Regions from separate parts of the Homo sapiens genome. Here region 2 is linked to region 1. A link is a loop called in an ENCODE intact Hi-C map of the cell type or tissue named here. Cell type or tissue: tibial artery. All regions are shown on one strand. Links, peaks and the distances in the headings refer to the core of each region. The heading gives the core; the rest is flanking DNA.

What was found. A loop is a pair of places that touch in the nucleus more often than their neighbours do. Peaks named below come from ENCODE experiments on the same cell type or tissue, not always from the same donor. Only the 100,000 strongest peaks of a DNase experiment are listed, where the experiment ranks them.
Region 2: a loop joins it to region 1, with 4 times the contacts of the local background. A loop is called at or near these places in 34 of 110 quality-filtered maps.

The regions. Positions count from the first base shown.
Region 1 is chr6:11,348,924-11,359,583 of GRCh38, reverse strand. It overlaps a transcript of NEDD9 not described here. Among named protein-coding and RNA genes, the nearest start is that of NEDD9, 120 kb to the right of the region's middle. In tibial artery, for the core only: no CTCF peak of the experiment used is centred there; a DNase peak (open chromatin) is centred at 5,303; H3K27ac peaks cover 2,926 bases.
Region 2 is chr6:11,237,832-11,248,491 of GRCh38, reverse strand. It overlaps a transcript of NEDD9 not described here. Among named protein-coding and RNA genes, the nearest start is that of NEDD9, 10 kb to the right of the region's middle. In tibial artery, for the core only: a CTCF peak has its summit at 6,607; a DNase peak (open chromatin) is centred at 6,596; H3K27ac peaks cover 1,700 bases.

The DNA of each region.
Region 1 (10,660 bases), core at 3,294-8,293:
GTGGGGCAAAAGTGAAGTTTGTACAGAGAATGAGAGGAACTTACAGATAACTTTGAACTGGCATATCTGTAGTTATCTCTATTAATGTGAATTTACAAAAAGTTAACTAGTGAAATAGGGACAGATAGGCATTTGTTCTCTGAAGCCATTTGGGTATGTCTTCATAATCCCAGGACATTGGGCAGAGGCTTCCTCTATCCTCTTACTCAGAGAAATCCAAATATGGCAAATGATCCCTGTAGCTTCCTGGGCAAAGGCCCATTTGCTTCTGATTCTTTCAAGGGTAAACAGGAAGGCTTTATAGAAAGCTTCAGCTTGTTTCTCCAAGAGTTTCCTAACACAGAGATAAATACATACCTTCCCCTGACATCTCTCCACCCTGCCCACGTGAAACCCTTGCTGGCTCTCTGTCTCTGTAACCCCTCTAGCCTTTCCTTTCTGGGGGACTTGCCAGCTTGCTACTCCACCTGGAGAACAGAACAGGATGGAGTAGAACAGGAATTTTCAATTCTCTCCTTTATATACAGAAGCTCTCTCAAGTCTCTCTAAGCTTTTCAGACTTAACGTGTCTCCTACAAAATATTTGTTCCTGACTCACCACTAAGAAGATGAACTTTAAGAATTGCACAGTTTGCCTCTCCCCCATGATAATATGCATAGCTAAGCCACAGCAAGGCTACCTTTCTCATTCTTGCTGCCTGCCGATGGTGTGATCTTAGCCCCTCTCTCAGTATTTGAATTTCCTCGGTCTTTATGAATGGTAAGAGTTGTTTAAGTCTCTCCTTGCAACACTCCGCCACCCACCATTCATCCCATAATCTTTCACATGGAAGACTGCATGTATTTTGTAAAACCAGGGGGAAAAGTCCTGATTCTAAATCAAGAGGCAATTATTAAGAGTGGCACGCAGGTCATTTTTCTTCCTTCCTCCAACCACCCTGTCAACCACCACCCGCCATGTTCACAAAAGCCTCCAAGGCTACCTACAAGAAAATACCCAGCTTTCCTCTAGGGTGACTTGACTCTTCAAACTGCTTCTCAGTGGAAAACTTTTTAAACGCTCCGTTTTATTTATTCTCTAACAGTTTTCCTGTTAACTAGGTTTGGAGGTGTTTTCTGAAACATGAATGCCATTAATCCAACACCAAAAAGATTCCAGAACTTTCCAGGGCACACATGGCCAAGCCTTCCAGACCAGTTTGCACTGGAGGAGCGTTCTGCACTGGCAGGCGTTTCTGCAGCTTCTGACATCAGGGAAAAGGTGTTATTCCTACAGTGCTGCTGACGTTATGTAACAGCAGAGCCATTGCTTTTTTTTTTTTTTTTTTTTTTTTTTTGACGGAGTCTTGCTCTGTCGCCAGGCTGGGAGTGCAGTGGCGTGATCTCAGCTCACTGCAACCTCCGCCTTCCGGATTCAAGCGATTCCCCTGCCTCAGCCTCCCGAGTAGCTGGGACTACAGGCATGCAGCACGCACGCCCGGCTAATTTTTTGTATTTTAGTAGAGACGGGGTTTCACCATGTTGGCCAGGATGATCTCGATCTCCTGACCTCGTGATCCGCCCGCCTTGGCCTCCCAAAGTGCTGAGATTACAGGCGTGAGCCACCATGCGGCCCCATAGCTTCTTTAGTTGAATGGCTGCCTCTGGAGGCGGGACCCACAGGGACTGCCTGGGTGGAAGAAAGGCAGGGAAGGCTGCTTTCACTCATCACCGCAGACTCACTGCCATTCAGCTAGGCCGATCTTGTAGAACTGACGTAGAAAAGATTACTTCTCCATAAGTATAGGTTCTGGTCAGAACCAAACTCTCTTTCCAAGGACTGCTTCCTGCCTGTTTGTGCACACATCTTGTTTTCTTAGGGTCATTGGGACTGAATACTAATTAATCGAGGTCTGCATGATCAGCACCGAAGCAAGCGCCTGAAAAGAGAGTGAATCTTTTTTAAAAGTTACTTTATTATTTGTATTTATTTTCTGGGTGTTGTTTCTGATTCCAAGTAGTTACATAAAAGTTGCAAAGCCAGTTAAACACCCTCTGAATGTTCCTGCAGAACTTGGACTGGGCGCTCCCTATTTAGAGGTTAATAATGGTCAGTGGCTTTCTCTTCCTTTCTAACTTTATTTGGGGTGTGCCTAGCCTTGAGATCTGGGTTGTGGCCATGAATAGGTCTCTGTAGTCCAAGAAACATTTCTCAGACTACGGAAGATGTGTGGAAAGACAGTGCCAAGCTGCCTGCCGCTGTGGCAGCACCAACGGAGAAGAAAAACAAGCCAAAGGATGCGGGTGTGATCAGGGCCTGCGCAGGGGTTGGAGTGGTCATTTGGGGCTTCCAGAGGGATAATGACAAGTTTATCCACAGGAGTAAAGGGTTAGAGCAGCCAGAAGACGCTTGTGTAATGTCCCAGCAAATCAATTTAAAGACTTAAATATGACAACATGCTAAAGAAAGCCTGGAAGGAATTGGTGGGTGAAAAGGAAATCTGCCGGCCTTCAAAAGTGAAAAACGAAGCAAAATGGAGCTCCAAAAAATGGTGGCTCAACGAGACCCCAGTGGGCTTGGCTAGAGGCTCCGGAACAGAAGGCCTCAGTCACCTCATTGTATTCAGCACAGTCTCTAAAGCTGAGAGCAGGAAATCCTGTTGCCCCACCCATGTCCTCAGCTGAGGTCCCATGAGACAATATTCCTTAGATACCAGCAGAAACTTTTCTTACATGCGAAGGGGTGTAATTCACAATATTCTTTAGAAAGATGGTTGAAAGGTCACGTCATTCAGGCCATAAAACATTTATCCACACATTTATTCATCAATAATTTACTGAGTGCTATACCAGGGGGAGGGGAAAGGGTGGGGGGGGTGGGTTATGATGATGCCAACGATTAAAGAGACCAGTCAAGACACTCAAGTGAGCCTGTGGTCTAAAATGATGCTACTGAAGGTGGCAGATGCCCACCTGGGAGTATCTTAGGAATGCAAATTCCAGCCCCGCCCAGCCTTACTGAAACAGAAACCCTGGGGGTGGTGCCCAGCCATCTGTGTTTTAACAAGCTTTCCTGATGCACGGAAAATTTAAGATGTATGGGAACATGGTGTCTCAAACAATGATGTGTCCTGGCCATTTGCGAGATGTGTGGAAAGTAATATATTATTAATGATAGTTAGCATACCGACATTTGTGAATAATTTATATGTATGTCACCTGCAAAGATTTTGTAAAAATACAGATCCCTGGCTCCACCCAATTCCAACGGAGTAGAAATATCCAGGTGTGGCAGGCAGTATTTAGTTTTAAGACTTCCCAGGTGACTCTTAGGATCCGTCAGGTGTGGGAACCAGTGGTCTATAAGAGCCATTTGCCCCATAACAAAGAGAAAAAATCATGGAATTCTAGAGGGTGGTCCCTCGGAGAGCAGGTTTCCCCACTCCCCTAACAAATGTTAGGCAGATCTCAATTGAAACACATACAAGAGAAACTCCAACTGCAGCAGAAATGGAGTGGAGGTTGCTTCATACTTTCCTTTCTGCAGTGGCTGTTGCAGCTCTTAGTAAAAATCTAGAGCTCTCGGCCGGGCATGGTGGCTCACGCCTGCAATCCCAGGACTTTGGGAGGCCAAGGTGGGCAGATCACGAGGTCAGGAGATCGAGACCATCCTGGCTAACACGGTGAAACCCCGTCTCTACTAAAAAATACAAAAAATTAGCCGGGCGTGGTGGCGGGTGCCTGTAGTCCCAGCTACTGGGGAGGCTGAGGCAGGAGAATGGTGTGAACACAGGAGGCGGAGCTTGCAGTGAGCGGAGATCGCGCCACTGCCCTCCAGCCTGGGCGACAGAGCGAGACTCTGTCTCAAAAAAATAATTAAAAAAAAAAACCTAAAGCTCTCAAAAATATGGTTTGAAAAGCATGGATGTTTCTATCACCACCTCCTCCTCCTGCCACATACGCCCCATTCATTGATGAAGAAACCAAGGCTCAGAAAAGTAAAATGACCTGAAAACATGTGACTGACCATTCAGGTCTGCCCAAGACTAAAGGCATCCCAGAAATTAGAGCGTTCAGTTTTAAAACAGGGACAGTCCCAGACCAACCAGGATGAATTCGTCACCCTAGGTCGGAGACTTCACGACACCCACAGTTCTTGCGTTTTGGCTGATTTATTATTGTTGTTGTTGTTGCTATTATACCATATTACTGCAAGAAGAATTCAAATTACTATTGGTTTTTAATTTTTTTTTAAATTTTTCTAGCCCCTTGAGAAGTTCTTACTAAATTACTATGGTTTCCTTTTAAAAACCATATTTGTTTTTATTCCCTCATTCCAGAAGGATTTAAGGGAGTAATACCCTTATTTTATGTGTTTTGAAATACTTGTAAGTATTCTAAAATACTCTGGACTATTCCTGTGTCCATGTCTCCTCTATCTGACTTCAGACCCACCATACCATATGCATTTTCTCTTTGGCTTCCATATATTTGTGTGATGTTTGCTATGGCACCTACTGTGCCCTACTGAGATCTGTGTATTAGTCAGAACTCTTTAGCTTGCCAGTAAAAGAAAACAAAAGGATGGAGTATGTCAGCTTGGGTAGCAGAAAAGAGCTTCAGGCACAAGTGGATACAGGGGCTCCACCTCATCAGGACATGGTCCCTCTTTGAACCCATAGCAAGATGGTCACATGCAGCTCCACACACCCGCATCCTCCCAGCAACCCAGCTGACGGCATCTTGTCCCCAGTAGCTTTTGTAAAAGTCCCTAGGATGAACTCTGTTTGGGCTGACTTGTGCTATGACCCTTCCCTAAACCAGTTGCAGCCCCCAGGACAATGGAATACTCTGATTGTCCAGACTGTGGCCATGCACCCACCCCTGGCACCAGGGTCTAAGAAGAGAGAAATGCAAGTCTCCCAAAAGAAAGTCAAAAGATGGTTCCTAGAAGCAGAGGAGGAACAGATGCTGGGTAGGTGAAAACAGCAAATGTCCATGGTAGTCTTAAACAGTTCAAGAGGGCTGACCAACTGATTGGCTGATGCACGGGCAACAGCATGCAGCTCCATGTCTTCCTCTATCCCCACTCTGCTGAGATCTAGGTACTATTTTCCCCTGAAACACTAGGTTGCAAGACTCCAAGGTCACCATTGTCAGTTCTAATTTTGAAGACACGCACCACATTTAGCTGAAGCTAGCAGCAGCCCCAGAACCCATGGGACTCCATCCGAAAAATGATAAGCCCTTTGCTGGGCTCCCAAATATGGAGCTCCTGAGAGTGAGGAGCTGGTGACTCATGTTCTCTGTGCTTTGGTTGCCCCCACGTTTTCCAGCTGGGTTGGTGACGTGGGACTCAGTACTTTCTTCAATGCGTCCTGTACACAAAGAATAAATAGCCCCAGAGCTCTTTCTTTTTCTTCCTGCCTTTCTTCCTGTAATTCATTCTCAGCCCAACTCAGCTTTGTTCAAACCACAGTATTTCACATTGCCTGGCAAGTTCTGACACAGCTGCTTGCTTTATTCTTTCAGTCTTCTGTTAAGCCAGAGGTAAAGTTATACCTTGTGGCTAATTTTTAGTCTGTAAACCTTATCCCTTGTTCAAGCCGAAATCTTAGATTAATCAGCATGAAAATGCCAGCTCCCCCAAGACCGTTGAATTATGGCCCCCATCACTCTTCCTGCCCTGACATTCATTTGAGTCCCTTTCAACTTTTACAAGTTGTTTTCTCTTATCCATGAGCAAGGTGGTGGCTTGGGCCTTTTTAGGCAATTTTCTTTTCTTCTTAATCACCTGCCCCTATTCCATCCAATCTATTTCAATTTCTATATAATCATGTAATACATCTCTAATTTGAGTCACCAGGTTTTCCACGTTAAAGGTGGGCTTTAGGAATGTTTATTTTACAAACTAATAGAACTTCCAGTCCTATGGACTCTAACTAGTAGTGGGGCCACTGTGTCAGCTTCCCAGAGCTGCTGTTACAAAGTACCATAAACTGGGTGGCTTCAGATGACAGAAATAGATTTTCTTACAGTTCTGGAGGCCAGCAGTCTGAAATCAAGGTGCTGGCAGGGCCACGCTCTTTCTGAACCTTCAAGGGGAGGATCCTTCCTTGCCTCTTTCAGCTTCCAGCAGCCCCGGGCATTCCTGGGCTTGTGGCAGCATCTCTCACACCTGTGCCTCCATCTTCACAGGGCCGCCTTCTCCCTCTGCGTCTCTTTCACACAGAGTTCTCTTCCCCTTTTACAAAAACAGCAGTCATATTGTATCAGGGCTCACCTTCATGACCTCATCTTAACTTGATGAAATCTGCAAAGATCTTATTTCCAAATAAAGTCACATTCGCAGGTGCAAGGAGATAGGACTCCCACATACCCTTTCATGGGGAAGGAAGACACAATTCAACCCCTAGCAGCCAGGAAAGAGAAAAACAGGGACAGAAAAATAACTCTTTGATCTTGGTCAACCAAAAAGGGGATCCTGATGTTCTCAGAGGATGTTCACCCAGAAAGAGCCTGGGACCCCGACAGGAACATCTGGAGATGGAGGCGAAAGCCTAGCAGCAAAGGTGATCGCTCAAGAGGGCAGGAGAATCCACTGGAGGGCAAAAGCCAAGGACACATTTGTGCTTGAAGAGCCTACTGTGTGCCACATGTGCTTTTATCCCATTGAATCCTCAAATAACTCTGCCAAAGAGTTGCTATTATTCTTTTTTAATACATGGAGAAACTGAGGCTCTGATTAAATAATGAGACCCAGATTATAAGTAGAAAAGCGAGATCATGATTGCTATTACCGCTGTCACTTCTGTTTTTAATAGGCATTGGATCTCTTGTGCTACTATACACCAAGGATGTTACCTGTATTAACTGAGATCTTCACAGCTCACAAAGCTAGATATTGATGGCCTTATAGAGATGAAGAAACAGAAGCTCAAAGAGTTTCAATCACTTGCCTGAAGTCACACAAGTATTACATAATTCAGCCAAAATTTAAACTCTGGTCTTTCTGACTGGCAGGACCATTCCTTACCATGATGCCATGTTGCTGGTGGACATTAGGGTATCTAAACTAGGGTAGTCCTAGCTTCAGAGAAAGAAGCTGTATAAAGAAACCAAATGATTATGCTTGAGGCTTAACCAAAGCAATATAAAAAGTGTATGTTCTCAGGGGAATGGGCAAAACAGAAGAGAAAAAGGCCGGCCACCGAGCGGCTGTGGGTGAATGAGTTAACCAAAGAGCAAATGTCTGAGTTGGATCATGAAACAGCAGATCAAGTGGGCTCAGTGTCTGTAAACATCTACACTGCCCATGAGGACAAGATCTGTATGCTCCATCTACACCCAGAGGCTGAAGGAATGCCTGTGGTGTAGACAACTCACTTTTCTAGAGAAATGGAGAAGGGATTAGACATGTTAACCCTGAAGAAAAGGAAACTTGGGGTAGGGTAGGCTCAGAAAGTCTTCAGAGGTTGGGAACGTGGCCCATGAAAGAGCAGGGAGACTGGAAAGGGACCCTGCCTGTGGAGGCAGCTCTGGGCCCCACTTGAACACACACGGGTGAACCACTTGACCCACCTTACAGTGAAAGAAGCTGGCACCTGTGGACCACTGGAGAAACCTCAGTAGCCATCTGGTGTTCCCCAATGACTGTGTTGCTCACAACCCTCAAGAGTCCTTTGTTGCTTTTGGAATTGTAGGGCTGGCAAGATGTCTTCACCCACTGCTAGATTCATGGCTGAGGCCCCTATAATGAAGGACAGATGAACAAGAGAAGAACATACAAACGCATAGAATATAAGTTTTACATGACACAGAAGCCTTTGAGGGGAAATGAAGAACCAGAGAAACAGGGAAACCTGTGTATTTGCTATGCTCGATTGGATGAAGAGTGGACAGTCATGGAGAGGCATGACCGAGCAAAGCGGGTGATAACCTGGAGGGAATGTCACCACATCTGTTGGCTCAGATTCTCCTCTGTGTCCTTGTGTCTTCAGAAAAAGGATGTTCCTTTCCTCTGAGTATGCGGGCATCACTCACACCAGGGTCCAATGTCCTACTTCAGGGGAAAGTCAGGAAATCCTTCCTGGGACTGATGACCGGCCTCAGAGAGAAGGGTAGAACAAGGGAAGGTGAGAGTGGCCTTTCTGCTTTTGCTGTTTTCTCAAATGCCAATTTTCTATTTTCAGGGGCAATATGTCCTGAACCCCATCAGGATGAAGCCCCAGCTCCATGAAGCCCCTCTTGAACTGGTCCATCCTACTGTTCCAGTCTCAGCTCCCTCTGCTCCAGGCCTTGAACTTCACATTCCAGCCTGGGGACTCCTGGCAGTTCCCTAAATATGCAAAGAGCTCAGCTTTCTTTCCTGGTCCTGGTCCTGGTCACTTGGCCCTCTCTGTCTCTCCCTTCCTTCTTCCCATCTCTCTTCCTTTCTGGCTCATGTCCCTCGCACATGCTGTAAACTCTTCCTGGAACATCTCCCTTCCACCTGTGAATCTCTTGCCAGCTCACTTCTTTTCTCCCTTTAAGAATCCACTTCTCAAAAGAAAATGGCAACTCTGTGAGGTGATAGAAATGCTGATTCGCTTGATCATTGTGGCGTCCACAATGTATATATAAAACAAGTTGTACACATTACCATGTATAAATTTGTGTTTGTCGATTATATGTCAAGAAAGACAAGGAGGTGTGGAAAGACTGCACCTCTGTCAAGACGCCTTTCTGACCACCCCCCGACCCTGGTTGACACTCCCTGACATGAGCCCCCGAGTGTTTACCTACGCTATGTGTATCAGGGCATCCCGACCACTTGCTCACTCACCTGTCTCCCCACTGTGAGGTCAGCGGCAGGGCCTTGTTCAGTGTCTTAGTCATATCCCCTCCAGCACCCACCATGACCTCTGGCACTAAGTAGGGGCTCAATAAGCCAATCATTGTGTTGATGTACCAGTGACATTGAGGGAAGACCAAGCTCGCCGACCTCTAAGATCCTGTCCACTCTGAGAGTCTGTGAGTCTGTATTTCTGCTCCCACAGTTAGTCACGGAGGAAGTTGCCAAAGCAGATGATGAGACTTCTGTTTGGGGTTGCCCAGGTCTGCCTGGCCTTTGCAATTTGTAATCAGGTCCTTTGAAAGAGAAACTGAACTGAGAGAAAAACACAGTTTGGATGAGGCAAGAGTTGCAAAATAATGAGTTATGTAATGGTGATGGTGGCCTGTGGTAGCATCTTTGGCCCTGCCCAGATGATACAAGACTTTGTATGTATACCCTTGAGCATGGCCAAAAGGACAATTGTCAAAACCACGGCTTAAGTGTTCAAAAGCCTCTTTTCCCATAAGATGTTGCCTCTTGAGGTCAGACTGAAATCCTGTACCTGTAATAATTTCCTCCTTAGGACTGGATGTACATGAAAAGATTGGAGATATATATGTACCTTTTTTATATGCCATGTAAATGGTATAACCCTTGCACTCTTTGGCCATTAACAGCCAATTGTCAATTAGTTTATTGTGTATTAGATCAAACTGTATTGCCCAGGCCAGCTCCTGAAGAACTGTGAACTATGAACATCTCAGCCTAGAAGGATAATGTGACCTTCAATTTGCACACCATCCATTGTCTCTTTCAAACTAAGAGCCTCTCTAAGCTAGATAGGCCAAGGATTATTTTTTTAACTTTTATTTTAGGTTCAGGGGTACATATACAGGTTTGTTACATAGGTAACCTCATGTCATGAGGGATTTTGTATAGATTATTTGGTGACCCAGGTACTAAACCTAGTACCCATTAGTTGTTTTTTCTGCTCCTCTCCCTCCTCTCACCCTCCACCCTCAGTTAGTTCCCAGTGTGTGTTGTTTCCCCACATCTATCCATGTGTTCTTATTATTTAGCTCCCACTTATAAGTAAGAACATGCAGTGTTTGGTTTTCTGTTCCCGATTAGTATGCTGAGGATAATGGCTTCCAATTCCATCCATGTTTCTGCAAAGAACATGCTCTCATTCTTTAATATGGCTGCATAGCGTTCCATGGTGTGTATGTACCACATTTTCTTTATCCAGTCTATCATTGATGGCCATTGTGGTTGATTCCATGTCTTGGCTATTGTGAATAGTGCTACAATAAACATAACATGTGCATGTGTCTTTATGATGGAATGATTTCTATTTCTTTGGGTATATACCCAGTAATGGAATTGCTGGGTCAAAGGGTATGTCTGTCTTTAGGCCTTTGAGAAATCACCACGCTGCTTTCCACAATGGTTGAACTAATTTACACTCCCACCAATGGTATATAAGCATTCCCTTTTCTCCACAATCTTGCAAGCATCTGTTATTTTTTTATTTTTTGTTAATAGCCATTCTGACTGGTGTGAGATAGTATCTCATTGTAGTTTTGATGTGCCTTTCTCTAATGATTAGTGGCATTAAGCTTTTTTCATATGCTTGTTGGTCACATGTATGTCTTCTTTTGAAAAGTGTCTTTTTATGTCCTTTGCCAAATTTTTAATGGCGTTGTTTTTTCTTGTAAATTTGTTAAAGTTTCTTATGGGTTCTGGATATTAGACAGATGTAAGATGCATAGTTTGCAAATATTTTCTCCCATTCTGTAGGTCGTCTGTTCCCTATGGTGATAGTTTCTTTTGCTGTGCAGAAGCTCATTAGTTTAATTAGATCCC
Region 2 (10,660 bases), core at 4,002-9,001, 110 kb after region 1:
AACCAGTTTGAGAATATATAGAACTGCAATTTTGTTCAAAGGCAGTAACAAGGTTATAAGCATGAGGTTTGAAGCCAGGTGGGCCTTGGTTAGATCCTTGCTGTGATCCTGAGCAAGGCAGTCACTCCCTGAGCATCAGGTTCCATATGTAGGATTACTAACCCCTCCCTGATTCACCATTACGGAGAAGAGATGGCGCACTTAGCTGTATCTGGCACATGACTTCTACATGGTAAAGGCTTTCCTTTCTTTCTTTCTTTTTTTTTTCCTTCTCAAATCTATTGTTTTTATTTTTTTTAAGTAAGCAGTGGTATATATGTCATCTTTTTAAATGTTTCTTTTGGGAAGATCTTATAGAAAAATGGCACCCTGAAACTTTCAGCTCTATATCCCAAAAATTGTCTTTCAAGAGTTAAAAAACTCTTTAAAATGAAGAGCTTTTTTTAACTCTTTATGAGTTTTAAAAAAACCCTTAAAAATGAAGATAATATACCTGGCCTAAATCAAAATAATCTGAAAAATAGATGTGTCCCAGTGGAAAGCCTACAAAGGAATAATCTCCCATCTTCATGGGACCTTCTTTCTCCTTTCTTTCTAAAAGCCTTCTAAAGCATCACCAACACACCCCAAATTTTGCTTTTCTTTTCTATTTTATTACCATTTTTTGGCTGTTATCACTCCATGTTCCCTTGCATGTGTTAAATGTATACATGTGTTCATGCGACTGAAGTCATCTTTTGAAATACATACAAAAATGTAAATAGCCAATCTCGTGTTTGTGTTAGCCTTTGAAATCAGGCTGAAAATAAAAATGCATGAAGTCAGTTATAAATTGCTATTGCCAAACAGAAATGAGATGAGTATTTGCCAGAGGTCTGGGGCCTGGGGGGAAATGGGGAGTGATGGCTGATGGGCATGGTGTTTCTTTCTGGAGTGATGAAAAAGTTCTGGAATTAGATAGTGATGATGTTGCTATAGCTCTGTGACTATCCTATAAAACACCGAAGAGTACACTTTAAAATTGTGAATTTTATGTAGGTGAATTATGTCCCAATAAAAACAAATTTCTATCGCTTGGGTCAAATAGTGGATCGCCTACTTCTAAGGTCAAGTGTTATGAAAGGCGGGGCAGCATTAGGGATTCATACATGGCAGACAATGGCACCAGGACTCCGTGTTGAACTAGCAGAACTGACTTTGAGCATAGTACAAATTCAGGAAAAAGGACTCATCTAGAGAGGCTGGCGTCAATTTTAGGAGGACAGACTTGAGCTGAGTATGCAGGGAGGAAAGAATGGACTGGAAGAGCAAAGTAAAAGACATTCCAAAGAGGAATTCAGAAGGAGGGAGAGATCATGATGCTCTCTTTACTTGGTTACTGTTTTAAACTTTCATTTCATGTGGCAGTGTTTTCAAGGGGAGATGGGAAGATTGGACTTCTAGGCAAGGGAGTTGGGAGCACAAATCTTGTTTGGCTGGGCAGGGAAGAGCCACATTAGAGTGTCCCTTCACAAGCAGCCTTTATCTTGATGTGGGAGGTTGCAGGGCAGTCGTCTGAAGCCCTGGAGCCATGAACAGTCACATGTCGTTCATTCTGATGCGTCTGAACTCCTGCATCCTAAGTCACGTAACTGGAGGCAACGAGAGCCTGTTGGATAGGAAACATGTCGACTGGCCCAGCCTTTGCAGCCTTTCCTTTGTAAGAGATGTCTAAGCTCTGTTTGAAAGAAATGAGGTTTCTTTGTTTTAAAGAAATAGAATACTGCAAGGGAGAGGGAGAGTTTCCCGGGCTGCCATCTTGTTTTCTGTGGGTGGGAAGTGAAAAACCTCTCATTTTTGGTAAGCTGAGCAAAGCCCAAAAGCAGGAGCAAAATCAGTCCACACTCGAGCTTCAAATGCCACTGTGAAAATTCGAGGCAGGCTTCATTGGTTAAACCGCAGCCTGTCAGGGAGGCTTCAGCAAAAATGCTGGCATGAGATCTTGATTCTTCTATGATAGGCCACAGGACAGTGGCCGTACTGCCCTGCCAGGTAACTGGTGGGGCCCGGGGCCTGGGGGACCACGTCGTGATGGTTCATTCCTGGGCCCTGGGATCCATCTGCCTTTGCCTGTCACTGGAACCCATGACAGCAGTGGACTGAGCCTGTCAGGGAGGATGAGAGAGATGGAAGCAGCCCAGGAACTCTCTCAACCTGAGGCAAGTTGTGCCTCTTCCCGGCTGCCCTGTGCCAGGCCCCGAGCCAGTACAGAAATGGCACTTAGGTTGATATCTTACATTCAGTCCATTTTGCTGGAATGTTCTGTAAGCTCCCTCTTGGAATTCTGGGTCCATGACATTCTTTTATCCTTTGCTATTAACATTATCATTGTGTTAGCAGTATAGCTCAGTATGACTGCTATTTAAACATCCATCCCCATCCCTGCCCGCTCCCCCACCCGAAAAAAATACTGTCTGCACTGAAAAGAAGTGGTTTGGCATAGTGAAAGTTTTTAAACATCCATTTTCCAGATGGATATCCTTGTTAAATTTAAAAAGAAAAAAAAAAACTAAACCATGTGGAATGCTCCTAAGTGAATATTATTGTTTACTAGACTTATTCCATCTTATGGCATTTTATGACAAAATATCAGCAAGCTCATAAAGAGGGCTTTTTTTAAGGTCCATAATCTTTCTAACCATAACAAAAGGGTGGTAAATATATTGTACAAGAGCACGATGGAAAAATGTGCTAAAGTATTTCCACAAATCAAATGTAGCACTTTGGCATTGGCTCTAAAGCATTAAATTTAGTAAATTAGAACCAGATGATTTTAAAATAGAAACTTACATAACTTTACGGTGTGATTTTTTTCCCCCAACGCAAGTTTATCTTCCTGCAGCCGCGTTGGCTGCTACTGTAATAGGTATTTAAGAAGTAGGGCAGCCTCTAGGTATTATTCATCTTTGTAGCTCCCAAGGTGCCTAGCATTATATTGGGCAATTAGTAAGTATTGGTGGATGGGTGAATGAAATCTCAGCAGGGATTAACAAGTACTAGTTAACTGGCAAGGAAATGTAATATAAATATTTATACAGATCTACAGGTAGACAAAACACTGCCGCTATCACACACATAATAGTGAAAATATGGGTTGCTTTTCCTTTCATTGTTAAAGCTGTGGATTAAAATCAATGAACCTGAAATAAAAGGGTGGATCTGCTTCGCCTTTGGGTCACCATGCTTCAAACCACCATCACCCTGGAATGTTCCTAATACATAAGTCTCATTTCTATTTCTGCCATCATAGCAGCCACAGAAAATGCTCCTTTTGGTCATGTCTCCCTCTCCTCCCACACACAAGTTCACAATGTAGCTAATACCTTAAAGATAAGCTGGGAGTTCAACACAGCATATTGACTGAGTGCCTATAATCTCCAAGACCCTGTATGTGCTGCCACAGGGGGTGCAAAGGAATAAGGTATAGTCTTTGCCTTCTAGGAAAATACTTTCCAGTAGAGGGTTAGTCAGCACACTGTCATTGCATGTAAAAGAAATCTAACTTATACTAGGTTAGTCAGGAAGGTGTATTTATGGCCTTCTGAACTGAGTTGTCTAAGAGTAGACTTCAGGCATGGCTAGATCCAGAGGCACAGACAACAGGATTAGGGTTCTCTCCATCTCTCCACTCTAAATGCCTTTGCTTCTTTTTGCACATGGACTCATTCTCTCTTGCTATTGACTCTCTCTACAAGGAGAAAAACATATTCACCACCGAGCAAACATTTACAGTCTATGATCCAAAGACAGAGAAGTTGTCTCTCTCCCAGGCTTCATATACAAATCTCAAAAAGATCTTGGATTGACTCTGAGTTACATGTCAAGTTCTCAGATTAATTACTGTAGAAAAGAGGATGTATTCTATGACCAATCAGGCCTGAGTGGTGGTTGGGACTCTCCCTTTGTGGATGAATGAAAAGGAGGCGATTTATGTCTTAAATATTGATATTTAAATATTGATGTGCCTTGGCAGCTGATTGGATGTGGGAAGTAGGTGGGAGAAAGAAATAAAAGATCAGTCTGAGGTTTTGATTCTAGGTGACTGGTAGGGACATAAATAGAAAGAGAATGGTTTAAAACAGACACTGTTTTAAAGGGAATTTATCATTCATAGGTGTATTAATCAGGGTTCTCCAGGACATGTGTGTATCTATGTGTGTGTGTGCGTGCACACACGTGTGTGTGTGTGTGTAAAGAGAAAGAGAGTAAAAGATTGGTTTGTTTTCAAGGAGTTGTCTCCAAGTCCAAAATCTGCAGGGTAGACCCACAGCATGTGGACCCTGGGAAGAGCTGATGTTGCAGCTTGAGTCTGAAGGCTGGTGGAACAGAATTCCCTCTTCTTCAGGGAACCTCAGTCTCTTTTCCCTGAAGGCCTTCATCTGATTAGATGAGGCCCACCCACATGGTGGAGGGTATCTACTTTACTCAAAGTCTACTGATTTAAATGTTATCTCCTCTTTAAAACACCTTCACAGCAACGTCTAGACTAGTGTTTGATCAAATATCTGGGTAGCATGCATGGCCTATCCAGGTTGACACATAAAATTAATCATCCCAATATTTGACTATAAGGAGCTTATGACATGCCTCTGGAATATTTAGGTGCAGTAGAAAATGAGGGCTTGGAACTCAGAACACAGGTTGGGAGATGTGATTGTCATCAGAGTAGACGTCATTGGAGAGCATGAGATAGATAAGGGAGAAAATACACAAGGAAAAGGAGCTGAGAATGGAACCTTGAAGAAAGGCTCCTGAAAAGAAGACTGAAACACATTGGCAAGAGAAGTAGAAGAACCAGAAGAGCCCACTGCTTTGGAAACCGAAGGAGTTGATTTCATAACAGGGGAAATAACAAGGAGTTTCAGGAGTTGAGGGGAGATCATAGAGTTGGCAGGCAGAGAAGAGTCCCCGGCTTGGACAATGGAGGCTGGGGGTTCCCCTGGAGCAGGACTCCTCAAAATGTGTTCTGCAGACCTGCACCAGGCCACACACTGGACAGGCCCACCAACAGGTAGGTGCAGAAATTGAGAGCTAGTGCTTAGAAGCTCTGACAGCCATTAGACAAGAGTGATTTTTTATCAGCTGAATTCAATTATCATCATGATCATCATCATCATCATCAAGGCTTGTATTTTGCCAGTCTTTTTCATTTCTTTTTTCTAGTAATTTCAACACTACTCCTATTCTATGCATCAATGGCTTTGATGGTTATTGATGGAACAGGGGTCAGAAGCAGATGCCTGGAGGACTGAGCAGGAGGCCAGGATGCTGGACCACCCACTCTCTGGTCATGGCAAGTGAAAGATAGAGGGCACTTGGTCAGTGTTGGGGAAGGAGAGGTGGCAAAGGGAAGATCCTGAAGACCCAGAGAATGTTGTTTGTGGCTCATATTTGCTCATCCACAGTAACAAAATGTAAAAATCTGGAGTATTTTGATAGCTCACTCAGCAGCACAGCCTGATTGGAGTTGGCCTGAGTGATATGTATTCTTTTACCCACTTGGCATGACTCTTTGTAGATTCAATTGCTGAAACATGCATGCCTTTGCTCATGGGACACAGCCATGGATTTCACTGGGAGTGTCTTGTAATATGTGGTATATGCTCTAAATCTCTTTCTAAAATCTGAAATATTCTGAATTCCACAAGCTCATCTGGCCTCCAGGTTTTTGAACAAGGAACTGTGAATCTGTTTTTAGGGTGAGGAAGGCCAGAACTTACTTGCAGAGAGCAGGGTGGGAAAGATTAGGGGGCACATCAGAGAGGGGATGGTTAGGGAGCTGAGTCCCAGAGTGGGCTTGAGAGGAGAGAAAAAAAATGCACAGAGCTGTCTGGATAAAAAGGAAAGACAGTTTTTTTTTTTTGCCTGGTGACCAGAACTGCACAGGTGATGACTTTTGAAAATGTAGAGTGATTTTAAGATGGCAAAATGAAAACTGGGGGAAGACATGGCCTCTATCAGCTAGGGCCAGGAGGGCACAGCCTTTCTTCTTGTCACTACTCTCCACCCCTCCTAAGACCAGAAGCTCCAAAAGCAGGTTAGAGCATGAATCAGGAGAACTGCATGCCCTGGGTTCAAGAACACCCTTGCAACACTCCCTTGTCTACATCGTCAAGTCTGAAATCACAGGGTGCCAGGCCTTCAGCAAGTTAAGAGAACTTATACTTAGTGCCTGTAAAGCTCAGGGGTACCAGTGAGCGAGACTTCAAGTCTTGTGCATGCTCATTGCCAGACCCCCTTTGGCTTTTTGTATAAAGAAGAGAGCTGCTCTTTATTTCCGGGCTCAGTGGGCAGAAAGGAATGCTCCGTCCATACTCCGTTCGGCAAGTCAAGGGTGGACACTGGTGTCTTTATCACCACCCAGTCCTCGGCCCACACTGGCAAGGCATTCCTCTAGCAGACAAAATAAAAGATTGCTGATAGCTGGAGCACTTTGTTTGCTTTCTAAAACGAGTCAAACTCTTCAAAAGCTTGGCTTGAACCGTGCAGGGTGTGCTGTGTTCCCGCCACATTCCTCTCACCCGCCTCTCCACCAGGCCTTGTATTATCCGGATTCCTTTCATGCGCTCACGAGCGCCAGCTGGCGGCTGCTTGGGCTGGCCGGACAGGCCAGAGGCTCTGGGCCCGGGGCCTGCTGGACATTGGCCGGCCTCAGCTGATGAGGGCAGCGGGGCACGGGAGGGAGGCCTTCTTGGAGGGCTGGGTCAGCTGGGCTCTTTTAAGGCACAAGGGGGAGAAAATGCATCTCCAACCCCTGAAGAAATGAGGTACCCTGGGCATTACTAGTGGCCATTTGGTGTTTAAAACACTCCCTTCTCCCCCATTGTGTACTGTCCCTACCTCCGCCCCCGGAGCTATGCTGGATGGCTGGTGTGGAAGATGGCTTCCGGAGGCCAGTGTGCGCTGGAGAATGGCAAAGCTCGGAAGTAGATTGGAAACAGAAAATCCAGCCCATCTAGGAAGCTAGGGCACACAATCCATAAGCCTTTTCTGCTTAGTCCAACTAGACAATAGCAAGACGTGGAGAGGGGAAGAGGGCTACAAAGTCGCATCATATCACATGATGTCATGCCATGGCAAGTAGGAAAGATCATGTCTTATACCACATGACATCACATAGAAAGTGTATGCCAGAGAAGTCAGGAAGACTTTTCAAATGTAAGAACATATAGAGGAAGCACAAAGGTTAGCAAGAAGAAGACCTGATGCCTTTGCTCCCCTTCATTTAATAGGTAGTATGCACCAAGATGATTGTGTTTGGGCAGTGCCTCCGGAAAGAGGAGACGGCCACTCTCATTTCAGCCATGAGAGTCCATTCCTGTTTATTTGATGTTGGCAGATCACTTCAACCTTTGTAAAAATCCACAGTGTGAAGTTTCTATCAGCAGAAAAGATTTCCATGACAGTTTCATATAACAAGTTGTTTATTTGGACAAACTAAAGCATGTAATAACAGAACACCTCACGGCTAGAGAAAACAGGAGAGAGAGGCTTTGCCAGGCAGCCTGCACAATTTTACTATTAAACTCCTTTTGTTCCACTGAACTCTATGCCTTTACCTAGCTGGGGACACATAAATAGTAGAAATGTGAACCTTGCACAATTATGGAGATAAGCCTAAATCTTTATGCATTTCTAATTTTTCTTATCACTTCACCTTTAAGTTAATTCATCCAAGTCTTTCATGTAAAGAAAATGCTAAAATGGAGCGTCACAATTGCTTGTCACATTTCACTAGAGTCGAGTGAATTTATTTAACACCTAATTTAATCTGTCAACGTTTTTCAATTCTTTGAAGAAAAAAAGGTAGTAATTAAGTATTCCAAAGTTATAATAACACTAAACATCAAAACTTCACAATCGCACAGTTTTTTAAACATCAAGTTAAGATATTAGCCATAGTCACTCCACTTAAGGTGGTCTGGCTAGGTTTTTAGTAGCACGGTAGTGACACGGTTTTACGTGTTCTATTTCATGGTTTATCAAGAACTAAGAGGGGCCTAAGACATCCCATTTTAGCGCTTCACCCTTGGGATAATTAAAAGCCACCTCAAAGAGATGGAAGGAAGCAGGAAGAGGGCTCAGTAGGAGTGGTGGTTGTAAGGGGCTGTACAGTGACAGCCTGCTCAAGCTCAGCTAAGTGGTAAGAGGCACCAGGTCCTCGTCAAGTCTTCACAGTGTGGAGACCCACCGCGTCGCTGTAACCTAGAAGATCTAGAGAAACTGCTTCCATTCTCTGCTGCCTAGCGCCCCACCCACCCCAGGCAGCTTGTCCTTGAGAGCGAAATGAGTTAGGAGGGAACCAAATGAGAAGAAATTCAGGGATCACGAGTCAAGGAGCTTTTTTAGAAGACACTACCCTCCACCTCCATCTGCAGAAACAAATTTCTTTTTTTTTTTTTTTTTTTTTGAGATGAAGTCTCGCTCTGTCCCCAGGCTGGAGTGCAGTGGCTCGATCTTGGCTCACTGAAATCTCCGCCTCCCGGGTTCAAGCGATTCTCCTGTCTCATCGTCCCAAGTAGCTAGGACTACAGGTGTGCACCACCATGCCCAGCTAATTTTTGTATTTTTAGTAGAGATGGGGTTTCACCATGTTGGCCAGGATGGTCTCAATCTCCTTACCTCATGATCCACCTGCCTCAGCCTCCCAAAGTGCTGGGATTACAGGTGTGAGCCACCGTGCCTGGCCTATTATTTTTTTTAATACGAACTTAACAAGTCTTTCAGAAAATAGAATGTATTCCTAGGACACTGTTGCTAACGAGGTAGTTCGGGGTAAGGTCGGGTAGCCTTCATGAGGTCTCTTGTGCCAAAATATTAGTGGAGGGAAAGTGAATGAAAGCCCTATTTCACAGTATATAAAGAATCAAGCATTAAAACTCTTTTGGGCTTTTCTCTAATAATAGACTTTCATTCATTCCAAGAGCTTGACCAGTTCAACAGATAAAAGAGGTTTATTGCCTTGAAGTGAGAGGAGCTCATTCCCTTGCCTTCTGAGAAGTGGCTTATTTGTCCCCCTGTTGAATTCAGTGAAGGCAGTGTGCACAGACAAGACACAGGCTTTGAGAGGACAAAAGATGGGGTTCAGTCACCTACATAAGTGCAAAATGGGCTACAACAAAAGAAAAGACAGAACCCTCTTCTATAAATTGCTCAAAATCTCATTGCGGAAAAGAAACTCTCACAAAAGAAACCATGTAAGGGAATACCAAGCACTAAATGGTGTGTTATATACATAAAACTGACTAGAGAGCATATGCAGATTTTTTTTATTTTTATTTTTTTAGAGACAGGGTCTCACTCTGTCTCCCAGGCTGCAGTGCAGTGGCACAAACATGGCACACTGCAGCGTTGACCTCCTGGGCTCAAGTGATCCTCCCCCCTCAGCCTCCTAAGTAACTGAGACTATAGGCATGCACCACCACACCTGGTTAATTTTTTTTAATTTTTATTTCTGTAGAGTTGGAGTCTTGCTATATTGCCCAGGCTGGTCTCAAACTCCTGGGCTCAAGCAATCCTCCTGCCTTGGCCAACCAAAGTGCTAGGATTACAAGTGTGAGCTACCGCACACAGCCATGAAGATCACTTTAAACGGGTAGATTCCATAGCCTCATACTAAGCCTACTGCGGCTCATACTTAAAGGAGAGAGGCCTAAGCATTTCTAATTGTTTCTTAAGGGAAATTGGATTTGGGAAGCATAGACTTAGGCCACAGGTGACGGGAGTCCAGAGATACAGAGGAAGATTGGAGGGAGGAGAGCAACAATGGAGAGATTTTTCTAGGAAAGGTTTTATAAAGAAGATGGGGTACAAGCGGGAGGCACGATAGGATGTAGGTAAGCAGAGCCACGAAGTGGGGCAGAGTGATGAAAGAAGAACTACATACGCACAGGCTCCAACGTGCACGTGAGTAAGGGGTGTGTGCATTTGTATTTACACGGCTGCATCAGCCCTCCTCACAACTCAAGAACAATACCTGTTTCTCAGTTGAGCTTAGTCCCACGAGGGTGGAGACTCGACCTTATTGAGCGGACAAACATGTGCTCAGATAACGAAGTGCATTAATTCATTCATTCATATGAAGAGAATGGCAGCAATATAGCTCCATGGTCAGGGCCACACAGACTCAGAAACCAGAAAGCCTGGGTTCATAAACAAAATGGGCCATCACCCTGTAAGTTGGCGCATGCTGTAGAACTTCTCCAGTCTTGGTTTTGTGAAGTGTAAAGTAAGAACAATACAAGCTACCTCACAGGGCTGTTACGTGAGATGAATATTAAATGGACTCCTGCTTGTAAACATCTGGCACAGGGCCTGGCACCTCGGAGGGTTTCGGTGAAGGCTGAATGAACCAAGAGTCAGTTGTATTGAAGGAGAAAACTCTCAATGGCTGGTCTTTGAGGAGGTTTCTGGAGACTTGTAAAAGACTGGAAAAGTTGCTGCCTCCAATTATTTTTGAAATAAGCTTGGTATATGTAGATTGTTTTTAAAAACTAATGTCAAACTAGAAATGATAAAACATGGCCCTAGAATGGTTCCTTTTTAGGACTGGGCTTGTTCCTCTGGTCTAGCACTCACTCAGCTTCCAGATTGTTCCCCTGTAGATGTGGAAAGATCTATA